Linked DNA regions of Mus musculus: all the other regions are linked to region 1. A link is a loop called in an ENCODE intact Hi-C map of the cell type or tissue named here. Cell type or tissue: heart. All regions are shown on one strand. Region 1 overlaps Slc9a5 (solute carrier family 9 (sodium/hydrogen exchanger), member 5). Region 2 overlaps Zdhhc1 (zinc finger, DHHC domain containing 1). Region 3 overlaps Atp6v0d1 (ATPase, H+ transporting, lysosomal V0 subunit D1).

The links. A loop is a pair of places that touch in the nucleus more often than their neighbours do. Peaks named below come from ENCODE experiments on the same cell type or tissue, not always from the same donor. Only the 100,000 strongest peaks of a DNase experiment are listed, where the experiment ranks them.
Region 2: a loop joins it to region 1, with 2.9 times the contacts of the local background. A loop is called at or near these places in 13 of 42 quality-filtered maps.
Region 3: it touches region 1 in a loop (2.2-fold over the local background); 3 of 42 quality-filtered maps call a loop at or near these places.

Annotation. Positions count from the first base shown.
Region 1 is chr8:105,358,422-105,360,921 of GRCm38, reverse strand. Slc9a5 (solute carrier family 9 (sodium/hydrogen exchanger), member 5) reads right to left here. Exons shown (of 16, transcript NM_001081332.1): 10 at 2,419-2,500; 11 at 1,742-1,830; 12 at 1,469-1,595. Among named protein-coding and RNA genes, the nearest start is that of Slc9a5, 11 kb to the right of the region's middle. In heart, a CTCF peak has its summit at 1,086 (motif pointing left); no DNase peak of the experiment used is centred here; H3K27ac peaks cover 501 bases.
Region 2 is chr8:105,476,083-105,478,582 of GRCm38, reverse strand. It overlaps Zdhhc1 (zinc finger, DHHC domain containing 1), which reads left to right. Exons shown (of 14, transcript NM_175160.5): 7 at 1,465-1,566; 8 at 1,845-1,969; 9 at 2,054-2,212; 10 at 2,447-2,500. Among named protein-coding and RNA genes, the nearest start is that of Tppp3, 5.9 kb to the right of the region's middle. In heart, a CTCF peak has its summit at 1,322 (motif pointing right); DNase peaks (open chromatin) are centred at 552, 1,432 and 2,172; H3K27ac peaks cover 1,021 bases; H3K27me3 peaks cover 521 bases.
Region 3 is chr8:105,553,270-105,555,769 of GRCm38, reverse strand. All of the region lies in intron 1 of Atp6v0d1 (ATPase, H+ transporting, lysosomal V0 subunit D1), which reads left to right. Among named protein-coding and RNA genes, the nearest start is that of Atp6v0d1, 12 kb to the left of the region's middle. In heart, a CTCF peak has its summit at 1,482 (motif pointing right); DNase peaks (open chromatin) are centred at 349 and 1,479.

The sequences.
Region 1 (2,500 bases):
ATAGCAAGGAGGAAAAGAAAAACTGTTATAGGTTTGTCTTATTGGAAGACATATTTCCCAGACATAAATTGTGAGCTTCATTTGGATCCTGAGCTATGCAAACCAGCTAGGAAAAAACAGATATTTATTGAACAGTGACTGAGCATTTGCTATAAGGAATTATTATGTTATAATAGTAATACTATGATTTGATTTAACTTGATTTTTTTGCAGTGGGGGAAGTCAAACTCAGGGCCTCATAGATGCTAAGCAAACGTTCTACTACTGTCCAATATCCTCAGCCTGACCTAACGTTTTAAAGATCTTGCCAGCTCAGTGGTGGCTTCACACTTGGAACCCCAGCATTTGGGAGGCTGAGGCAAGAGGACCCCCCAATTTGAAGCCAGTCCTAGGGCGGCTAGCAAGACTGTCTTAAAGAAACCAAAAAATAAAAGAAACAAAGAGTTCTTGCCGTATACTGAGATATTTATAGATAATATCAGATGATGTCTGGAGTCTGCTGTAAGACAAAGTGTGGGCAGGGTGTGGTGGGTTATGGAGTGAAAAAATTTAATCACGCACAGATAATTATTAGAGTTGGGTAATGGATAAGTGACTTATTTCGTTCTCGCTACTAAAATTTTGCACATGAAAAACATTAAAAGGAAAAGAAAACTTGGGATGAGGTGGGTTTGCCAGCCACTATATGAAGGTCTGGCAGAATGTGAGGACAATATGGTGAACCAAATCAGGGGTCCTGGGCAGCCGAAACAGCAAGTCCAGAATAGAAAAATGAGGGAGCCCCTGTCACTTGCCCTAGACAATCACCTAGCAGCTCTTCCATGGGGTGGGGGAGGGGCTTCTCATGGGCAAACACACACCAGAGGCAGAAGGGGCTGCGAGGTGGGGTGGGGGGTGGGGTGAGGGGGGGTGGGGTCTGAGTAAAGCCACCTGCACATCTTATTCTGCAGAACTGGAAACTAACGGGAGGTGCTCCCAAATCCAGCCAATTCTGTCTCAGTGTTCTCTGTAGTGCAGCCATGAGTAACAGTCAAGATTCCTACTTCAAAAGGTCCAGGATAGTGACCTGCTGCCCCCTTGTGGGATTATAGAAGATCCTCTCCTGGATAGGATGGACCTTTCCACCCTCAAAGCTCCAAAGCTGCCTGATTTTGCACAGGACTAACCCGCCTCTCTCTCCTTAAACTGATTCCGAAGGCCTTCTCAGGTCCCTGCTTCCCTTTGACCTGCATCCTCAAAGCTCCCTGTCCTCTGTCTCTTCCTCTCCCCTCAGGGACATTAGCCATGGGTGCTCCTCTCCTTCCTAAAGCCCAGTTTCGAGTCCAAAGTGTTCCCTTCTAGAGTCCCAACCTGTTCAGCTTTCAATTCAATTCATTACAACCGAATGCCCGAAGAGTCTCCGATCATGGGCTCTACCATCCACTCCCCACCACCCTGGGAACTCCTCCCACATCCTGCAAGCCCTCACCCTGCGCCGTGGCTTGTAGAGGCCTCCACAGAGCAGATGATGCATCACGGCATCCTCCCGGTCTCGGCCGCTGCGCACCGTGTCAATCACCTGCAGATCCAGACACGCTCCACTGCCGCTCTCCCTCCTGTGGGAGGCAGGGATAAGTGTGCTGAGGACTGGGCAGGACAGGTGAGGGGAAGGGCACAGGCAAGGTGTTGACACGTCCCTCCCCAGAGGGATCTGGGGAGAAGAGCTTGGGGGAAGGGAAGAGGGAGCGGCTCGTGGACTCACAACAGGTTGGTGACAGAGGTCTCTGCCACAGAATTTCTGCTAGGCATAGAGGGCAGAGTGAGTCCTGTGGAGGACAAGACATGGCCTCCCTGTAGGAGTCAAGACAGAGGTCAGACAAGGGTCAGATGAGGAGGGGGCCCAGACAGAGAGTAATAAAAAGAATTACAAGCGTTAACAATTATTTTGAACACTTTTGTTTTGAGCCAGGGCTGGGGATCACCCAGGTTCTTGAATGCTACACAAGTGGTAAACCGTTGAGCTATACCCACGGGCATTATTTTGTTATTTGTTACAGCAGACACTGAAACACTTCACACTGAATTCTCAGAGTCGGGCCTGGGCAGTTCCATCCTTATGGTTACTTTCCCCTCACTGAGAAAACTGAAGCCCAGGCAATGTAAGTAACTTATCCAAATATCAGCCCACCCGTGATAATGGCTGAACTGTGTCTGCTGACTTCAGCACCCAGCTGTTTCCCACCTTCTTGTACAAGCCTGCCAGACTCTGTCACTACCAGGCTTGCCCCTGCAGCTGTGACTTCACGACACCGTGGGGCCAGCTGGAAATTCCGGCTAATTCCTTGCTAACAAGCCTGCCTGCCTGTCGTTCCTTACAGCCCTACTCTGCTGACCATCTGTCTAGCCGCCACTGGCCTACCTGGTAACTGCTTGGCCCACCTGGTCCACAAAGCTGATGGCATCTCGGATGTTGAGTCTGTAGTACACATCCCAGATCTGGTCGCGGATACGATAGGCTGAC
Region 2 (2,500 bases), 120 kb before region 1:
CAGCCTAGTCTACAGAGTTCCAGGACATCCGAGCTACACAATAAGACCCAGTCTCACAAAAACAAAAAGAGTCTTGGTGGAGCTGGGCATGGTGGTGCTTACCAGTAATCCTAGCCATTGGGAGGCTGAGGTGGGATTTCAGTGAGTTTAAGGCTAGTCAGGGCTACATAAAAAGACAGGTTCAAAAAATAAAAACATCAAAAAGTTTGGTGGAGTGACCTGAGATAGTGATTAGGAAAAAAAAAAAAAAGACAAGGCATAGCATTTTCTATAGCAAAACCAGAAGGCATTTGGCAGCACCAAAAACCTTTCTAAACGACTAGCTCTGCCAGTGACAACTTTAGCCTCTAGAAAGTACCCAGATAAGGGGAGGAGGGCAGTTAAGCTTGAGTATTCTGCATTAAGTGCTACAATCTTTAACAAAAGAGTCAGAGCCTACTGCTCAGAAAGCTGGACGGTGTCCTGAAGTCACAAAGCTACTGAGCAGCAAAGTCAAGGGCACACTAGCTGTCTGGTCCCAGCACATTCACTCAGTTATCTGTGAGCAGTCTGAGGCAGAGAGGCCAGTGGCTCCAAGCCCTCCTGCTAGTGAGGAGAGGAGACAGAATGCAGAACACCCGCTCTTCTTTGGCAAATTACAGTAACTCTCTGGGACTCCTCCCTACATTACTGGAGCTTTGTCATCTCCCAGACTCATGTGTGGGTTGAGGGATAGAGTGCAGCCCGAGGCCAGCTCCACACTTGGAATCTGAAGAAGGGGTCTGTCTACAGGAACCAGAATGCCTGCTGCCATTCCCTAAGCAGCAGCCAGCACATGAGCTGAGTGGCTCTGCCAGTTTCTCACTGAGTGATGGAAGGACTCACTGTTCTCCCATGCTCATTTGGGTCTTCCGTGATGCGACCCCATCAGTATCCTGATGTGGCCCTCTCTCACCAATTCCTTGCCTATGAGTTTCGTTAATGCCCCTGGATGACAGTGAATACATCTCCATTTGGCTCCTTTACAGTTAGCCCACACATGGCTTCTGATTGAATGCCAGAAAAATTCCCGTAGGATGGCAAGGAAAGTGACCCCAAAATGGAGCTGTTAGAAGTGCAATTAAAGTACTAGTCGGGCAGCTATGCACTTTGCCTCGGGTCCCACACCTGCATCTTGTGTGTGGTCTGGCACACACGTCCTTGCTTGGAAAGGATGCCTCCTTCCCTTCTCATGTGACCTTTATGTAGGTATGTAGTTCAAGAGTAGGACCTCAAAAGACACCCATCTTCCCTCTACCGTGACCCTCAGCACCTTCTCCAGGGATCCCACCTCCTGTTTCCACCAGAGGGCGCGTGCACTCCTCATTGCTGCGGTCCGAGGAAGGGCAGAGGTGCCTGTGGGTAATCAGGAACCAGGCTTGACTCAGGTCGCTATGCTGGATGGGCTGGCTGACCATCAGGCGCCTTCCCCCCAAACTTCCACAGGAGTGCGCGATCCAAACACTGCAGCGCCTGCAATAAGTGCGTATGCGGCTTCGATCACCATTGCAAGTGGCTCAACAACTGCGTGGGCGAGAGGAACTATCGGTGAGAACCAGCTGGGGCCTGGGCTTGCCTGGTCTATTGAGGACTGCTTGTGATACACTATACAGTTGTGGGTGGGGATGTGTGCCCGCTGAGAAGGTGATACTTGGGTTGGCAGAGGGTGGGTTCAGAGCCCGCCATCCTATTGGTTCAGGCTAAGATGGGCAGTCAAAGAGTCTTCCCGCCCTAAGCCTGCGACTAATGAGTTGTTGGGGTCAGGAGCCTGGCTTCTTATTAAGCTGGTGCTCCTGAGGGCTGACAGCTGCCCGTGGTTGGGCCAGGCTCTTTCTACACAGTGTGGCATCTGCTTTATTGGGTGTCCTGCTCCTGGTGCTGGTGGCCACTTATGTCTTCGTGGAGTTCTTTGTCAACCCCATGCGACTTCGTACCAACCAACACTTTGAAGGTCGGTGTCGGTTCTAGACACAGACTTGTTTTCGTTAGCGCACCCCCGACCCCTGGCTAAGCACAGTCTGCCTGTGCCCTTCAGTCTTGAAGAACCACACGGATGTGTGGTTTGTGTTCTTGCCTGCTGCCCCTGTGGAGACCCAGGCTCCTGCCATCCTGGCCCTGGCCGCCCTGCTCATCCTTCTGGGCCTGCTTTCTACAGCCCTGCTTGGCCACCTGCTCTGCTTCCACATTTATCTAAGTAAGTGCCTCCTCCAGGTTTGCCTCGAAGGGGATAGAGTCTCCACCTTTTCGGGCTGTAGAACCTTGAAGTCCTAAACCGTACAGTGCTAGCTGTTTGTGGTTGGCCTAGTTTTGCCCTACTGCTTAGTACATGTGTGATAGGGATTTGAACCTAGTGCCGGCTGCCCTAGCTTTTGCGTTCCAGGGTTACCTCTCCACTGCTGACCCATGTCTTTCTTCCCATACCCACCAGTGTGGCACAAGCTCACCACCTATGAATACATCGTGCAGCACCGTCCAGCTCAGG
Region 3 (2,500 bases), 190 kb before region 1:
TTTTATTTATTTAAATTTATTTATTTATTTTTTATTTATTTAAATTTATTTATTTAAGGCCTTTATTGTAGAAAGGCAGAGGGCGGCCATGGCCACGTGGAGGGGGGGGAGAAGAAGGGGGGAGAGGGGAGGGGAGCAAAGGGAGCATGAGTAAAAGCAAGAGAATAAGAGGTAAAAGATCGAGGAGGGGCAAGTAGCTCCTTTTATAGTGGGCTGTGCCATCCTGGATGTTGCTAGGTAACTGTGGGGAGGAGCATACCTGGCTATTGCCCTGTAACCATGGGGGTGGAGTCCAGACAATACCTGGAGCTTGGGGCATTGCCTAAGTGACTGATGGCCACACACCTCTCTGCAGGGGGCTGTGGGATGCTGTAGCTGCTACTGGAGCCTGGGGCCCAGGAGGCATGGCTGAACTCCCATTGTCCCATGAAGGCGGAAGTCACCACCCACCAAGTGTCCTGGGTTCCAGGCCTGTGCTCCATCAGGAACCAGGCTGCCTCTGCACAGTTCACGGCCCCACAGTTGTAGTGTTTAGTGCCCTTACGGTAGAACACTAGAGGAAGTTTTCTAAGTGCTGATTTAGAAATATATTGTTAGGGGCAAAGTTGTAAGCCATTGAGCGTAATCCTACTGTAGTCAAACACTAGAAGGCATGCATGTGAACAAGCATTTGGAAGCAAAGGCCCTACGCTGTCTAGAGAGGCTAGGAGGGAGGAAAGTTTTCAATGGCTAATTTATGTTTTCTTCTGCTGTTTGAATTTAAGAATAAAAAACATGGAATAGGGATAGAAAGATGGATAAGTGATTAAAAACACTAACTTTTTTAGAAGACCCAGGTTCAATTCCCAGTACCCACATAGCAACTCAAAATTGTCTTGTAACTCCAGTCCCAGGGTTTCTCTGTAGCCTTCCTTGGCTGTCCTGGAATTCACTTTGTAGACCAGGCTAGCCTCAAACTCAGAAATTTGCCTGCCTCTGCCTTCCAAGTGCTAGGAATAAAGGTGTGTGCCACCACTCCCGGCCTTTATTCATTTTCTTAAAAATGTGTATGACTGTTTTACCTGCATGTATGTATGTATGTACATATATGTACCGTGTACATACATGGTCAAAAGAGAGCATTGGATTTCATTGAACTGTAGTTAGGTATGGTTAGAACCCATCATATATGTGCTAGGAATTGAGTTTGGGTCCTTTACAAGTTCAAGTGTGAGTTTGGGTCCTTTACAAGTTCAAGTGCTTTAAGCTGCTCTCCAGCCCCCCTAAATTTCCATTGTTTATGATACATGTCTGCACCTCTCTGCAGGTGTCAGCAGTTTCACACCTGCAGGGTCTGATGGTTGGGGGAGATGGAGACCTAGAGTCTGAGGCATGATGACATTGGAAGAATGTGTTGAGTGAGAACTGGAGATGGAACACCCTCTTCTTGCCAAGAGCCAACCCCCTCATGGTTGTCCATAAACCATCATTCCTTTGTCCACAAGAGGGTGCACTAGGACCACTCTGCCACTAAGAGCCTGGATGGAGGTGCAGCATGGTTCTGCTGTACCTGTCTATGGCTGGTGTCCTTTAGGGTTCTGTCCTGGGCTCTTCTGTCACTGAGTCCACAGTTAGCCTCCCAGATTAGGTATAGGGTTTAGTGTTTCCTGTTTGTTTCTTTCTACTCTTTTCCCTCTGTGTCCCATATTCCAAGCATAGGAAGAAGACCAAGGACATTCTCTGATATCATTCTCTGTCCTGAAGCCTGGTACAGGATGCTCTGACCGTGACTAATACACTGTCTGCATTTACTTGCATCTAGATCATCTGGCAGGTGTCAGACTTGGAGCAGCAGCCATTGCAGTGTACTAGTTTACGAGCTCTTAAGATGTCTTGGGGGTTTCAAATAGGACCTTAAGGTTCCCCAGGGGCCGAGGCCTTGCTTTTCAGTCTCCTAGAAATATACCCTTCATGAGCAATTCACCCTTGGTGGTTCTCCCCTTGCTGGATCTACCCAGAACTCATCCATAGTATAGACTCTCTTCAGTTCCCTTTGGAACTCTAAGAAGGACACTTAGGCATGTGTGTGGCATATCCATATGTGTAAGTGACTCTGAGAGAACTAAGCATGGTACTAAACTCCACGTAAGAAATGTTGGCTCTGGTTACTCTTTTTTTTTTTTTTCCGAGAAGGTTTCTCTGTGTAGCCCTGGCTGTCCTGGAACTCACTTTGTAGACCAGGCTGGCCTCGAACTCAGAAATCCAACTGCCTCTGCCTCCTGAGTGCTGGGACTAAAGGCGTGCGCCACAACACCCAGCCACCAATGGTCACTGTTAAATTTGCAATGAATAGTTTGATTCATAATTTGATAATTACTGCTGTCTGAATAAACAGAAACAACAAACACCCTCAAGTGACACCTCTAAGTGATTTAATACAATGCCTGTGCTCTTTAATCTTTACTATGCTCCCTTTATTTTTATATTCTGATAGTGTTTTATTCTGAATAAAAACATTAGC